Regions from separate parts of the Mus musculus genome. Here region 2 is linked to region 1. Evidence: chromatin loops called from intact Hi-C (ENCODE). Cell type or tissue: left cerebral cortex. All regions are shown on one strand.

Region 1 (8,000 bases):
TTTCATTTTAAATTTATTTTAATTATATATGTGTGTATGATGTTATTTCTCCAGCCCTAACATAATTTCTGTATAATAAAAGATTTTGTAGTCATGAAAGCTCCTTCTTTCCCTCAGGATACTTCAACGAATGCTGGCAAACTCAATGTTATAAAAAGAAAAATGTGAAACACTGGGCTGAGGCTAGAGCTTAGTGGTTTGTTCTTGCCTAGCATGTTTGATTGACCTGCAGTACCATTAAAAAAATGAATAAGGAGCTTTATCCAGGGGAACATTTTCTTCTTTGGCCTTTCTACTGTGAAACTTGAGCTTCTTTTCTTTCCTTTCTCCTTCCTTCTCCTTTCCTCCCATGCTTCCCCACTTCCTTTTCTCTGACAGAGCATGACTACTGCACCCAGTTGGCATGGAGCTGGCATGGCAGACTAACTGCACCCAGTTGGCATGGAGCTGGTCTTAGTTTCCAGAGTACTGGGCTTATGGGTGTGTGCTGCCATTCTCAATTTTGAAAGATAAAATTAAAACTCAGACATTAAATGTTTTAAAAAGAAAAAGACATAGGGCTTGACAGTGTATATTACATAGCCAGTTCCAAGACAGCTTGGGCTGTAACAGACCACCACTCTCCCACCCAGGGGAAAAAAGGCAAAGATCTCTCTCTCTGTCAATCTAAATCTTAGCAATTCTGTCTGTCATTATGTTACTTCAAATCCAGATATTTTCAAAGTCTAGTGTAGACTGGTCCCTTAATATTTGTTAAATAAAGAAATGAAAGAAAATGGTTCTGGCTTGAAAACTGAAAGATGGGGGCTGGAAAACTGGCTCCGTGGTTAAGAGCACTTGTTCTTGCAGAGGATCTGGGTGCAGGTTCCAGCACTCACATGGTGACACACAGCCCTCTATTAACTCCAATTCCAGAGGAGTTGACATCTTCTCCTGACCTTCGGGGACACTGCACACACACACGCGGTACACAAACACATAAGCAGGCAACACATCCATCCACACACAGAAAACTCAAAAGTCAGGGAAGACCAGGCAGTTTTAAAATCTGCCCTTGCCGGGAAGGGACTTTAATCCCGGCACTCAGGCGCCTGATGCGCAGGAGGATCCCTGTGAGTTCAAGGCCAGCCTGGTCTATATAGTGAGTTCTAGGACAGCCAGGGCTACACAGAGGGACCTTGTCATGAAGAAAAAAAAACCCTAGTAAATAAAGTAAATCTTTTAGCCATAAGTACTCAAAGATGAATGAAAACCACTTACCCTTAAATATGAGCTTCTGAAAAGGTAGTGGAACTCCTGTGGCCTCTTCAACAAGCTGAGCCAAGTCTTGGACAACTGGCTCACTGTTACCTTGCTGTGGGGTAACAAGAAGGTCATACCTCTCATTGCCTGGAGAAAGAAAAGCATTCAATGAGCATTCATCAACCTAACTCTAAGCTGATGTTTTCTTATGGAGCTGAGATTGAATTCAGCTAGGTAGAAGATGCTGGTCACACGTTCAGAAGCTTATAATGGGAACGGGCATGTTCTGCTGAGAAGGCCTGACTCTGGAGAGGAGAGCTCGGTTGTGCTGGGAATCCAGGGGTTGTCAGGCTGCTCAGGGTAGGGTCACACTTGCATCTATCCATACGCTACCCATTACAAAGCTTGTCTTGAGGATTTGTTTCCTCTAACATAAAAAAAAAAAAACTATTTTAACGATGGCTGATATCTTAAGCAATTATACAGAATAAACGGTACAAGACTTGTTCTATGCACTATCTCAAAACCTCAGGACACCATTAGAAAACAGCTATCAGTCTAATTAAGACTCGCTCGGGGAAACCTTCAACTGCTGACTCAGAATTTGACCTTGCATCCAGCTTTGCATCAAAGCCCACACTTTTCTATCACAAGTTGCCTGCCTCATGTGTGGCATGGCTGTCCTATTGTCTCTATGGCATTGGTCTTGTTTTCCCTGATGTCACCAGCAAGGGACTGTTTTCCTCCAAGTCTTTCATACTGGGTACACCTATGTACACCATAGTTAATGGTTAGTTAGCAAAGACAAACAAACGAAACCAATCCAACAACAGAGAGGTTTTTTCTTTTGTTTTAAAACAGGTACTCAATCTTTTCTAAGTAAGTGGAGTTCAAATCCACCTTTAGATTGCGCTCCCAACCAGTCAAGAGTCAGAAGGAGTCCTAGTTCCTATTTGTGCCTCACAGATCAGACATCAAGAGGCCTTTGGGGGGGTGGGGGTGGGGATTCATCTCAAAGTTTCATAAAACTGCTGGATATAGAGCCATGGTTTAGGTAGCAAAGTTTGTTGTTAGTCTTTCCTAACTGATTCTAAGGAAATGTCATGGCTTCAGCTTTCTCGTGTACTTCCCAAGGTTTTTAGTTCTGTGTTGATGTAACCAGATGTCCAGAAAGTAACTCTTGGACTCACGGCCCATTGAACCTGCGGTTCTATGACATCCAACAAAAACACTACTCAGTAAATAAGGAACAGCGGGATCACGCACCAAGTTCGTACTCTTTACACTGGTGGATGTCCAGAACCACGGAAGTTCTACACACAAGAAGGCCTAATATAAGCCTGACACAAAGACCCACGATTACTAGCGTTACACACTCAACTTTGCTTCCAAATAGAGGATCCAATAAGTGTCCAGGGACCGGCCACAGGGAAAGATGTCCTGACACCAGCCCTAAGCAAAAACATCCCCAAATATATATAGCCAAGAACCCATGTTTCTTTCTCCCAAGACTACATGTGGCCAAACCCACATATCCCAACCCGATCTACGGAACCCTCCTTGGCGCTCACTGTGGGTGACGATCACGCTGAGTCTGGGTGTTTCCATTTCCTCCGTCTGGACCATCTCCTCGGTCTTGGCCATGTTGTCGGTCTGGGTCACCTCTTCTGCCACAGTTACTTCCTCGGTTTGGGTCGCCTCCTCGATCTTGGTCACCTCCTCTACCTGGGTCCCGGTCACGTTCTTGCTACGGGTCACTTTCTTACTTCTAGTCAACTCCCTGCTGCTGCTCCCTACCTTCTCGCTCTGAGAAGAGCGGGGCCGGACTTTCTTCTTCACCCGCGGCTTGCAGGCGCCGGCGGCGGCGCCCCTGGTGGATCGGTCATGCCCGCTGGCTGCACTGCGCACAGAGGAACGCTGAGAGGGAGGCAAGCCCCGCTCGGCCCGGGACTCCGACTGGCGCGGCTCCCGGGCAGGCCGAGGGGCGCGCAGCCTGGGTCCCAGCGGCTCCCGGTCGCCTCGCGGTCGCCGCGCGGCGCTGCGACCCGCCAGGCCGCGTTTGTTCACAGCGCAGCGGTGGCTACCGGGCGCGCAGCCTTGCAACCCCGCCCCACTACTCACCAGTTCCGCCCCATCTACTCGCCACGCCCTCGGAACTGACCCTGCTTCAGGCCCCGCCCTATCCGCCCAGCCGCGTCTAAGCCCCACCCACTCCGCCAAGGCACCGCCCTATCCCTCCTCATAAGCCCCTCCTTCAGAAGTCTTTCCACCTCTCCCAGAGCTCCGCGCTCCTTCTCCGGAAGGAGGAGCTGAAAACACGGAAAAGGGATCGGGAGACTCGGGCGAGCACTCTGCGCCTGCGCATGGGGTGGGGGAAGCCGGAAATTGACACCAGAGCGACTACGCTTCCGTTTCTGGTTTTCCTCCAGTGTTTGGGTTTCCTCGCAGCCGGCCAAGATGAACCGATTCTTCGGAAAAGCGAAACCCAAGGCTCCGCCACCTAGCTTGACGGACTGCATTGGGACGGTGGGCATTTGACTTTGCATACCTCTGACACTCCGACCCGTCCATCCCGAATTCGTACTCCACCCCATTCCTGGTTCGGGCCCATTAAACCTGAGTCTTCTTCATCCCCACCCCTTTCATCCCTGTTTTCCAGGTCATTCCTGACCCCAGAGACCAGACAGTCTAATCTCATCATTCTTTCGCCCTTACTGCACTTAGCTCTTTCCGATGCCCACTGTGCCCCACCCCTTCTTCCTCGCTTTGGTTCCCACATTCCAACCTACGTACCCTATGTCACTACACCCCACTTTGTCTAACCTGGCCTTTTAAAAACCCTTTTTCACTCTTCTCCCCTTACCCATGTCAGGGTTAACATATCTGTACCTTAGTCCTGGGTCTGAGTAGCATAGAATTCTGAATCTTGGCCCTTCCAGATTAAACCTGATCTCGGAAATGGTTTTAGATCTCATCTTAGCCTGTGTTGATTGGTTCATTCCACGCACGTTCATGCAGAGTCCCAAACTGACTATTCTCCTACTTGGGAAATCTCAGCCAGCGGAGAGAATCCCAAATCGTTTTCCTCAAGAGAGGGCTGCTATATCAGAATCTAGGAGGTGGGAGAGAGTTTATGAAAGCCCTCCAATGGTTCGGGCTGGAATTCCCCACCCTTAAGAAAAACCCTATTTTCTGCCCTTTGCTATATTGTTCCTTTTTTCTTTTGCATATCCCTCTCTTTCTGCCCCTTTCCATGTAAACATATTACAATAATTACCACTGCATGTGATGTTTTCTTCCAAGGTGGATAGCAGGGCAGAATCCATTGACAAAAAGATTTCCCGGCTGGATGCTGAACTAGTGAAATATAAGGATCAAATCAAGAAGATGAGAGAGGGTCCTGCTAAGGTAAGGCTGGTGACAACTGTTGTAGGAAGTACTGTGAAGGGACTGACTGGTGAAGGATACAAGAAAAATACACGAAATCTGGTAAAGAGAAGCTACTTGTGAGGACCTGTTCTTCAGGGAACAGAAGCTACAGCCATATACAAGAGGGAGGCTGGGTTTTAATGTGGTAGGTAGAAGATGCTGATGACATGTAATGGGAATTGGCATGCTCTGCTGAGAAGGTCTGACTCTGAAGAGGAGAGCTGGTTGTGCTCAGAATCCGGGTGTTGTCTGGCTACTCAGGTTAGACTAGATATGGCGTGTAAGATCAGTGTTCTGATACTAACACTACTTAATAGGCTATGGGTGTATAGGTATCTTTTTTTTTCATAACTTTATAACTTTTTAACAGTATGAACCAGGATATCACTCAGCTTCAATTTTCTCATCTGTTAAATGAAGATAATATATACTAATGTGTGAGGATTAAATAACAAGTCACCTACATGGCATTATATCTAGAATATCGTAGTAGTTGATGAATTTGCGTGAAGAACCAACAGAGGGATCAAAGGTTGATGTAGAGGTTCCCAGATTCTGAAAGCGGGAGGCTGGTGGGCTGTTGTAAATGGCTTCTAACATGAGGACATGATAGCGGATGAACGTGTTGTATTTAAATGGAAAGCAACTGGATATACACAGTGCGCTCTGTTGGGGCTGGAAGTGGAAGTACAATGCCTAGGGAGAGGAAGAGGAATTGAAGATACAGAGCATGGGTTGCAAAGGGCGCTAAGATGTACCAGCTGGGCATTAGAATTATCTGTGCTCGAAGCTTGAAGAGGAAGAGTAGAGTCAAGGAGCCTCCACATCTGCCATCTTGCAGAAGAAACATGTAGGTGCAGGAGTGTGAGCATAGGGGAGACTTCTTGTGCCATCTGCGTTCCCTTCTTTTAATTAAGTCTGTTTTTCTCCTCAGAACATGGTCAAACAGAAAGCCCTGAGAGTTTTAAAGCAAAAGCGGATGTAAGTCATATGCTTCATCTCCCTCCTAAGAAATCAGAAAGTGAAGAGGCCTTCCATTCCTTCCGGCTTTCATTTCTTCTCAGTAGTCTTGATTTCATTACAAATGTGCAAAAGCTTCCAATGTTCCGAGTTACTACCTAAGCTTCAGCAGCCACGTGGGATCACTTTGGCTGGCAAGGTCGAGATGGTTTGGGTCTCCTGTGGTTGAGTTAGGATGAGTGTTTCGGTTTTGTTTGTAAAGTTAGGAGTGCTAAATATTCATTCTCTCTCACCAGAATAAATGTGAAGGTTCACAATTTATTTTCAATTACTATGTCCCAGTGTTTGTGCGAAACCCCAGTTTATCTGTGGTGCTCACCCATGTGGTCTGCTCAGCCTATGAGATCATCCATGGAGTTGTAGACTCGAGGCATAATCAGCTTGTAGGAAACCAGGAAAAGTGTGATGGCTTTGTTTCAATTTTAAAATGACTTTGTAACAGTCAGATGCTGTCTTCCATTTTTAAAAAATACATTAAAATCACATTGGAAAAAAAAACCTAATAATACCTAGAATGGCCAGCATGTATTACAACTGTTGCCTTCTTGGTGGCAATTGGTTTTAAAGTATTTTGGTTTTCTTGTGGAAGGAATTTGGCTTTGATGGCCTGGACCTGTTATCCTAGCATTTGGGAGGTAGAGGACCCGGAACCTATGAGCATTGACTACATAGAGAAATCAAGACTAGCCTTGGCTACATAAGACCCTGTCTCAAATAAATAAATAAACCAAGCAGGGTGGCACACAACCTGTAGACCTAGCACTTGGTATATGGAGGCAAGAACATCAGGGGTTCAAAGCTACCCTGGGCTAGTAAATTCTAGAGTAACTTGGGCTACATGAATCCCTGCCTCAAAAATAAATAAATAAATGGAATGTAGATTTATTGCAGAAACTTGGAACATATATCAAACAGAGGTAAAGAAAATTTATCTAGATTCTTAGGAAACTGAAATTATGTGTCTTTTATATAAGCTGTCGTCTTGCCCCTTCTTGTTTCTGCTTTTAGAGACAAGGTTCTCTGTGTACTCCACGCTGGCCTCAAGCTCTAGTCCCCTGGCTCAGTCCCCCAGTTGCTAGGATTATAACCTTGTGCCACGATGCCTAACTGAATAGAATCATTTGCCGATTTCCTGGATCATGAATTACCTATTTTTCTTCTGCTAATTAGATGACTTCTGTGGTATATAACGATCGTGGTGACATAAATCTTTGATATTATATAACTCGGTAGAAAACATTATTTTAAAGAGTATTTCAAGTATCAGACATTATATTAAGTCTGATGGATAGCCTAAATTATGAATATAATTTTGAGTCTGAAAAACATTTAGCTATACATATGAAGAATCTTAAAAAATAGTCTTAGCCTTTGCCCCAAGAGTTCCACCTCTGAGAATTCATCTTGGGAAATAACTAGAAAAATATAAATAAGATGAAATGAGATGGAGAGTAAGGCCAGGAGTGGAGACACCCACATTGCCAGCATTTGGAAGCTGAAGCAGGAAAATCACTATAAGTTTGAGGCTGGCCTAGACTACAAATCCTTTCTCAAAAAATAGAAAAAAGAGCAAATACTATGTTGTTAAGTGGGACTAGTTAAAACTTAAATATACCCAAGGGAAAAAGACTTTGGAGGGATTTTTGTAAGAGTGGGTAGTTTTAAAATGATTTGTGGTTGGGTTTGTTTGCTATTTAGCATTAAGGCTGTTTTCTCCTAAGGATTTCTATCTGGTTCACATTTCTGATTTTTACTTGACCCCAAAAAGGTATGAGCAACAGCGAGACAACCTGGCCCAACAGTCCTTTAACATGGAGCAAGCTAATTACACCATCCAGTCACTAAAGGACACCAAGACCACGGTATGCCCCATACTCCTTTTCCCATTTTAACTTGTTGTTCTTGTTTTTGTTTTTCAAGACAGGGTTTCTCTGTGTAGCCCTGGTTATCCTGGAACTCACTCTGTGAGCCAGGCTAGCTTCGAACTCACAGAGATCCTCCTGCCTCTGCCTTCTGAGTGCTGGGATTAAAGGTGTGTGCCATCATCTCCAGCTTCATTTTCATTTTTCATCTCATACACTTTGCTATGGTTTAGTATACATGACATTCTGTGATTGGGTATTTTGCATGCATGTGTACATAGTTACAGATGGTTGTGAGCATGTGGATGCTGGGAATCAAACCTAGGGTCTTCTGCAAGAGCGACAGATGCTCTGAGCCACCGAGACATCGCTCCAGCACAAACGTGAACTCTCAGGACAGTGTTTTCGGGGCTGGGGATGAGACAGTGGTAGGATGGTTGCCTGGTA
Region 2 (8,000 bases), 190 kb before region 1:
AAGCCTAGTTTGCTGTTCTAGGAGAAAAGGAAGAGTGCATGGCGCAGCTACTGAGCAGTCAGCTTTATAGGCAGGCTCTACTCCCAACCTCTGTCACGTCCTTAGCTCAAAAATATGCCTTATACATAGGAACCAGTACCAGAATTGAGGGTAATTTCACCTCTCCAGGCATTTAGTTACCTGTCCCAGCAATGCCATGAGACGAGAAGGTGGCACCACGCTGACTTCCCCAGCTAAAGCCTGGGCAATCGCTGCTCTCCTTTTCTCTTTGCTACTTCCATCTGGATATGCCTAGGAAAAAAAGAAGGTCGCATCGTTTCCAAGGAGAAGCAGAGCTGGAGAGATCCCTCTGCAGCTGACAGCATGTCCTACTCTTCCAGAGAAGAAGGTACCAACATCAGTCAGCTCACAATTGCCTATAACTCCAGCTTCAAAGGTGAACTTGATGCCTCTGGCCTCCTCAGACAGGTACACACATGTATGTACATACACATGTGAACACACAACACACATACACACTTAACCATGAGAAGAAGAAAAAAAAATTAAAAGCAAAGAAAACAAGACATTCAAAGAGGAAAACAACAAAAACAAAATATCCAGTTAAACAGGTGAGGAACTATACCAAATTAGTATTTTAAAATAACTTTCTAATTCTGCACACTTGCATTTCAGAGGTATGTGCGAGAGCTGGTATCAGTCAATCTGTACTGTATCATGAAGAGCCCAGGTAAGCCACAAGGAGAGAGAGAGGTGTGGTTCTAGTTTCAAAAATGCTTGCAGGGCCAAAGAATCACATTCTTCAAAAATCTGAACTTTCTATTACCCAGAATGGAATGGAATGTATTCCTACTACATTCTCCTTTCTTTTATCTTGACAGCCCTCCAGTGGAAGGTCAAGTGCAAAAGAGACTATGTCTTTATGTGTGTGTGTGAAATGGTGCTTGTCCTGGTGGATGAAGACAGCTCTGTGGAAAAAAGGTGTTTCCCACCAAACATCATGATGCATTTGAATCTCACGGCAAAAGAAACAACTCCTGTAAGTGGCCCTCAGACCTCCACACATGAATGCCTGCCCAAACACACACACATACACACACACACACACACACACACACAAAGTTTAAACATTCTTCCTATAAGGTCACATTACTTAATTTTCACAATTAAAAACGATATCTTCTAACTACCACAGACATACCTCACGAGGATCAAAGTAAGATCTAGCTAAGAGGTTTTCCAGATGAATATAGCGCTCTGGTTGTGTTTGCTTTAACATAATCATGGGGTCAGTCTGTCTCAGAAGTGACCTGGCAGCACCCAATTCACGAAGCTCTATCAATTCCAAAACAACCTAGACAGTGGAAAGAAAATCAATTTTTTTCAGTACATTCTCTTTAGCAATCTCCTGCCCACCCCCATGATCATCATTCAAATTCTTTCTTTTTATTGTTATTTTTTCTTGGTTTTGATTGTTTTGAGATAGGGTCTCACTACAATGCAGCTCTGGACTACCTGGAACTTACTATGTAGACTAGGCCGCCTTCTAAGTGCTGAGGTTAAAAGTTTGAATCATCATCTGTGTGTTATTTTATGTTATTTTATAATAATTAAGTCGATGTCTGTGCTAGGGTCAGAGCTTATAAAACCCTTAGAAACAAACAAACACAAACAAAAAAACAGAGAGAGAGAGAGGAGAAAAAATGCAAATGGACTAAATAAATATGCCCTGCCCCTGTATACCCCAACATAGTAGAGCCAGTACGTAAAGTAAGAGAAATCTATGTCAGACTTAGTGGTGTGTGTTAATTCCTGGTGGTCAGTGCCTGAACTGAATCACATGATATGATTTAATATTAGAATATTTTTTTCTCTCTCTCTTTTCTCTCTCTCTCTGTCTTTCTTTCTCTCTCCCTCCCTCCTTCCTTCCCTCCCTCCCTCCCTCCCTCCCTCCCTCCCTCCCTCCTTCCTTCCTTCCTTCCTTCCTTCCTTTCATACAAAGTCTACTCCTGGCTGGCCTGGAAAGCATTATGTATACCACCTGGCCTCAAGGCCATGCTCAGCTTTAAACTATTTCATTTAATGACTACCTAAAAGTAATCTCAGTTTCCCTGGGTCTGATCTTCAAAACCATACCAAGAAATAATTTCAGTTTGGGAAAAATCTTGAATCTTCCAAAAGGGAAGAAAGAAAGAAAGACCCTGCTGTGTCTTGACAGGTACATCTTACATGCAGTTAATCCCTAAGTGCTTAAGAGAGACTCACTGATGCTTCCCAATTAAGGGCCCGACCAAAACCGTCAACATCACCTCACTCTTACCTGTTCATAGAGATCAATAAGGGTTTTGTCTGGCAATTTCAGAGACTGTATAGCCTGTAAAACAGTATCCCAATGGCCACTATTAATATCAGCCACGAAACTTTCAATGCTGTCCACAGTATTCAGAGAGACAGTAGTTTCCTCCTGTAAGGTGGCCAGTGCCCGATGTAAACTGTTCTCCTTCAAGTACTGCATGATTAGTCGGATCACACTGAAAGAAAGAAAGAAAGTCATTTAGTCTGGAGATTGAAAGGAAGTTGGTAGCCATTATTATTCTGATCACTAGATCTACTGGACATTTGTGTGAAATACTTTAAACCTGAAATAGTTAATGACATTTTCCTTTTTAAATCAACTGGCCAGGCAGTAGTGGCACACTTCCTTAATCTCAGCATTCAGAAAGCAGAGGCAGGTGGATCTCTGAGGCCAGTCTGGTCTACAGAGTGAGTTCCAAGACAGCAAGGACGACACAGAGAAACCCTGCCTCAAAAAAACAAAATTAACAAATTGAGTCATCTAAAATGCTATAAAAAAATCTGGTCTGTTAAAAAATTGAGTTCTAGCATTCTGGAGGCAGAGAAAGAAAGGAAGGTGAATCTCTCTGAGTTTGAGGCCAGCCTGGTCTACAGAGTGAGTTCCAGGACAGCCAGGACCCTGTCTTAAAACAATAACAACAACAATAATAATAACAATAATAATATGAACATGCAGTTATTCCTCATATAGAAGGGTATTCAAGACTCAAAGATTGGTCGTTAAGGCTATTATTAGACCTCAGGGTAAAATATCCTTTGCAGTTCCTGTCCCGACTAACATTATCCAACACGTTTTGTCGCTGTTTTATTTTTCTACACAGGGACCATCTGTTACTGCGTCATATTTTATTTACTGTTTTTGTCTACTGTCTGCCTCCCGCAATCAAAGCATATATTCATTTAAAGACGATTTATAAAGCTGGGGGTTGGCACACGTCTTTAATTCCAGCACTCCGGAGGCAGAGGCAGGTGAATCTGAGTCTGAGACTCACCTGGTCTACAGAGTGAGTTCCAGGACAGCTACGGCTTCACAGAAAACCTTGTCTCAGAAGCAAAACCCAGGAAAAAAACGACTTACATATAACTGAGTTAAAAATATGTATCTCACCGGGCGTGGTGGTGCACGCCTTTAATCCCAGCACTTGGGAGGCAGAGGCAGGCAGATTTCTGAGTTCGAGGCCAGCCTGGTCTACAAAGTGAGTTCCAGGACAGCCAGAGCTATACAGAGAAACCCTGTCTCGGAAAAAAAAAAAAAAAAAAATATATATATATATATATATATATATATATATATATATATATATATCGCTATGAAGAGGCTCAGGCTGGACTCCAGGCCTTCCTACTTGCCCATTTAATACTGCGATCATAGACGTGCATACTTCACATCCAGCTTCAGTCTTAAAAATACATAGCAGGTTTCAGACTCCGCCGACTTAATTAATAAACCTTGCTTTTCTGCAGATCTTCAGAACATGCGTATCTCTCCCCTCCACTCAGAACACAGCTGTTTGCTAATTTCATAATTTAATTTTACTTTTCAAAAAATAAAAGGCGGTGGGTGGAGTCCTGGGGAGTCCAAGCAAGACTCTTCAGTCACTCACTCCCCGCCCACCTGGCTCCTCGTCGCCGTCCCCGCCTTCACTAAGTCTCATTCTTCTGACTCAATCAATATTCAAATTCTGTGTCCACAAAGAGGTTCTCTCTCTCTGCAAATTGCAAACCAAATCAATACACCACACTGGATCTAATCAGATAGGAGAAGCAGCAGAGTCTTTGGGGTAACTAGTGCTTGGACCAGAAGGAAGAGCTGAGGGACTGGCGGACACCCGGGCAGCGCCGAGGGCGGTGTGGCTAGCAGAGGAAACCACAGTAGTCAGGTCTACTCGGTGTGCCCCAGCACAGCCCGACGCCGGGGCCCAGGGGCTCCAGACGGCCCGCCCCACGGCTGCTCTCTCGCGGGCCCATCTAAAGAGGGAGCCAACCCGGAAAGTGCTTCGAGGCCGCAACCTCCGGCGCGCAGCTCCCCCTCCAACGTCCTCCGACCACCCTCCACTCCACCCCACGCCACGCCGCGAACACGCCACGCCGCGAACACGCCACGGCAGGACTCACTCGGAAGACTCGATTTCGATCGACATAGCGGTAACGCTCCGGGTCCAGGCCCCACTCAGCACACAGCCGGTCGCACAACGCCGCGCGACACTTCCGGCGGCCGCGCTGCGACACTTCCGCTCCGTTAGGGTCTAAAGGGCGAAGGAAGAACACGCCCAGGTGGGCGGGGCGTGAGGGGCGGGGCCTCGCGAAAGCGTGGCAGGACTACGAATGCCCATCGGTTTCGCGAACGTACACACAGGTGGAGTCTTTCTACAGCCTTGGCTGTCCCGCCCTCCTCTGCCTCCCTAATGCTAGGATTAAAAGTGTGCGCTATCGCGCTCAGATCCAGCTAAGAATTAAGTTGGAAAAAGCTGCGGTTACGGAGAAAGAAATGTAACCAAATGCGAAGTTATAACAGATCTGAGACTCCTTTCAATATAGAGTTTAAATCATACCTTACTGGTATGGCATGACAGAGCTGAGGACATAGCTCAGTGATCAGAGTGTTTACCTAGCAAGTCAGACGCCCTGGTTCAATCCCCACTAATAAAAAACCATACATAAATATTGATGAATTTTATAAATAAAGGCTAGGGAAAAGGTGGGATGGACATGCAGCTTATAGCTGGCTTCAAACTAATTATATAGTTGAAGATGCCCCTACTTTCCAAGGGCTAGAATTACAGATGGCATCACAGTGCTTATCTCCAATAAGAGCTATTTTAAAATTCTATTGACAAAGTACATATATATGTATACACTTATATATATATACATATTCATACATATACATATACATATATATACACACACACAACACAGTGGCATGTCTATCTTGTGAAATTACATATTGAGATAGTTTAGGGATTTCTAATGGCTCTTGTCTACCTTCCACACAATTTCTTTACAGTCTCCTTTTTTCCCCCCAGTGCTAGGTATCAAAACCAGAGCCTTTCAATATAGCCGCTCATATGCTGTTTATGTTTTCATTTTTACTTGATTTTTGTTTGTTTGTTTTGTTGTATTGTGTTTGGTTTTTGACACAGGATTTCTCTTTGTAGCCCTGACTGTCCTGGAACTTGTTCTGTAAGCCAGGCTGGCCTTGCTGCCTGCCTCTATTCCTGAGTGCTGGGACTAAAGGAGGGAAATTTTTAAAAAGAGTCGTTTGAAACTAAGTAGAGAAAATGACATATGCTACTGTTACAATGAATGGGATCTTCTAAGGTGCTTGGATTAAAGAGGTGTATCACCATGCCCAGCTCTTTCACGTTTCAAATCACCTATTTCCCATCAACTCTAAAGAACACAGTCTCAGCCAAGCAGTGGTGGCACACCCCTTTAATTCCAGCACGGTGGAGGCAGAGGCTGGAAGCTCTGTGAGTTCAAGGCCAGCCTGGTCTACAAAGTGAGTTTCAGGACAGCCAGAGAAACCCTATCTCAATAATAAGTATAATGACTTCTGAGATAGTCTCATTCAGAGCACAGCATAGGAATTTATTTCTTTCTTCTTTTCTCTCTCTCTCTCTCTTTCTTTCTCTCTCTCTCTCTCTCTCTCTCTCTCTCTCTCTCTCTCTCTCTCTCTCTCCCTTCCTTCCTTCCTTCCTTCCTTCCTATCTTTCTTCCTTTGTTTCTTTCCTTTGTTTGTTTGTTTGTTTTCTGAGATTGTGTTTCTGTGTCTCCATGGCTGTCCTGGGATGAGCTGATTCTCCCCTTCCATCACTTGGAAGAATATTGAAGGGAAGATTACAAAATATTGGGAGGTCCCTGAGTCAAGTACTGCTGAGAACATACTGCAGAAATCCCTATGAGAAATGGTTCCAACAGGCAGGCTAGATAGTGCAGGCCCCTAATGCCAGGTACTCAGGAAATAAGGTTAGAAGATCACAAATTCAAAGCCTTCTCAGGCTACAAGGAATTCAAGGGCAACTTAGTGAATGCCTATCTAAAACTAAAAGGTGGGAGGAGGAATGACGATGTAGCTCAGTGGTAGAACTTGCACAGCATGTACAAGGTTATGGGGTAAATCCTCAGTACTTACTACAGAAAACAAGTAATTCCAAACAAATATTCATATTCTCTTAACTTTTTGCTTACTTTAACCTTAGAAGGATCTTTTGGAAACGAAATCTCTGGGATAACATTGTAAGAGTCTCTCTGGAATAAGCATTCCGACACCAGTGAGAGTGGAACACACATTCACCAAAGCCAGGATAGATCCTCAAAGATGCAGAGCCAGCTGCACATTTATTTTATACTCTAAAACCACAAGGTGGGCAAGCCAGCAGGTTAGCAAACAGAAGCAAACAGGAAGTTAGCTAGGGGAGCTTTGGTTTTTAAAAGTGTTTCAGTTGACTGGTGTAATCTTTTGTGGTCAGGTTGCAAAGGACAACGACCTATTGTTTGTCTTTCTACCTTATTCTACTTCACTCCCTCTTTTTTTTTCCGGTTTTTCGAGACAGGGTTTCTCTGTGTAGCCCTGGCTGTCCTGGAACTCACTCTATAGACCAGGCTGGCCCCAACCTCAAAAATCCACCTGCCTCTGACTCCCAATGCTGCGATTAAAGGTGTGTGCCACCATGCCCAGCTCACTCTCTCTTCTTATGAATCTGTCTTGAAGAAACAGGTTGGCACTCCTAGAATATCATCAGTAGGTTTATTACTCTCATTCTAGTTTTGGTGAACCTGGACAGGGTCTTCAAGATGCAAAGCCTGAACGTTGTCATTTTAAGAGGCCCCATTAAAAGAGCCAGCCAGGGTGCCCATGTTGTCCAAATTGTATTCCAGTGGCTCCCCTTTTGTACCTCTAGCCTTAGTCCTCTTCAATAAGTTTTCGGCATTCTCCTGTGCTATTTTTGACTGATTAGTATAGTAGAGAGCTGGCTGTCTTGAACTTGTTGGATGTTGAATGCAGTGGCACCAGTGCTCATGGACCCTGTCCGGGCTGCTCCCAGTAAGACTGGTAAAAGTACAGGCATTCTCTTATTTCCTTTCTTCTTTACATATAATTTTCTCTTCCTTCCTTCCTTCCTTCCTTCCTTCCTTCCTTCCTTCCTTCCTTTCCTTCTTTCTTATTTTTTTGTTTTGTATTTGTTTTTCAAGAGAGGGTTTCAATGGATAGCCCAGGCTGCCCTGGAATCATTTTGTAGACCAGCCTGCCCTCAAACTCGCAGAGTTCTGTCTGCTTCTGCCTATGATTCCCAAGTTCTGAGATTGAAGGCATGCACCACCTCTGCTGTTTTGATTTGGTCTGGTACTGCCATTTTTATTTCCCGCACTCTGTTTTTTTTTCCATGACCTGAACAGGTGGCCTGGTTAAACATGTACCTCTGTGTTGTTAGCCAGGCTTTGGTTAGCCATTCCAGCATAAAGCTCCAATATAGGTAACTAGCCTTGAACACAGCATATTCAGGGTAATGACCTTAAGAATGAGTCGTCCCGTAATAAGGACACATTCTCCACTATGTTCATAGCAGTCTTATTTATAATAGCCAGAAGCTGGAAAGAACCCAGATGTCTCTCAACAGAGGAATGGATACAGAAAATGTGGT

What was found. A loop is a pair of places that touch in the nucleus more often than their neighbours do. Peaks named below come from ENCODE experiments on the same cell type or tissue, not always from the same donor. Only the 100,000 strongest peaks of a DNase experiment are listed, where the experiment ranks them.
Region 2: a loop joins it to region 1, with 2.9 times the contacts of the local background. A loop is called at or near these places in 2 of 42 quality-filtered maps.

The regions. Positions count from the first base shown.
Region 1 is chr4:40,944,909-40,952,908 of GRCm38, forward strand. It overlaps Bag1 (BCL2-associated athanogene 1), which reads right to left and starts at 3,386. Exons shown (of 7, transcript NM_001171739.1): 1 at 2,814-3,386; 2 at 1,261-1,389. The coding sequence starts at 2,886. Chmp5 (charged multivesicular body protein 5) reads left to right here and starts at 3,645. Exons shown (of 8, transcript NM_029814.1): 1 at 3,645-3,768; 2 at 4,546-4,650; 3 at 5,606-5,652; 4 at 7,460-7,553. The coding sequence starts at 3,700. In left cerebral cortex, CTCF peaks have their summits at 3,158 and 3,359; DNase peaks (open chromatin) are centred at 2,548, 2,889 and 3,504; H3K4me3 peaks cover 2,333 bases; H3K27ac peaks cover 1,076 bases.
Region 2 is chr4:40,753,307-40,761,306 of GRCm38, forward strand. It overlaps Smu1 (smu-1 suppressor of mec-8 and unc-52 homolog (C. elegans)), which reads right to left and starts at 4,579. Exons shown (of 12, transcript NM_021535.4): 1 at 4,471-4,579; 2 at 2,321-2,531; 3 at 1,202-1,354; 4 at 181-291. The coding sequence starts at 4,496. In left cerebral cortex, CTCF peaks have their summits at 4,451 and 4,757; DNase peaks (open chromatin) are centred at 4,021 and 4,620; H3K4me3 peaks cover 1,422 bases; H3K27ac peaks cover 455 bases.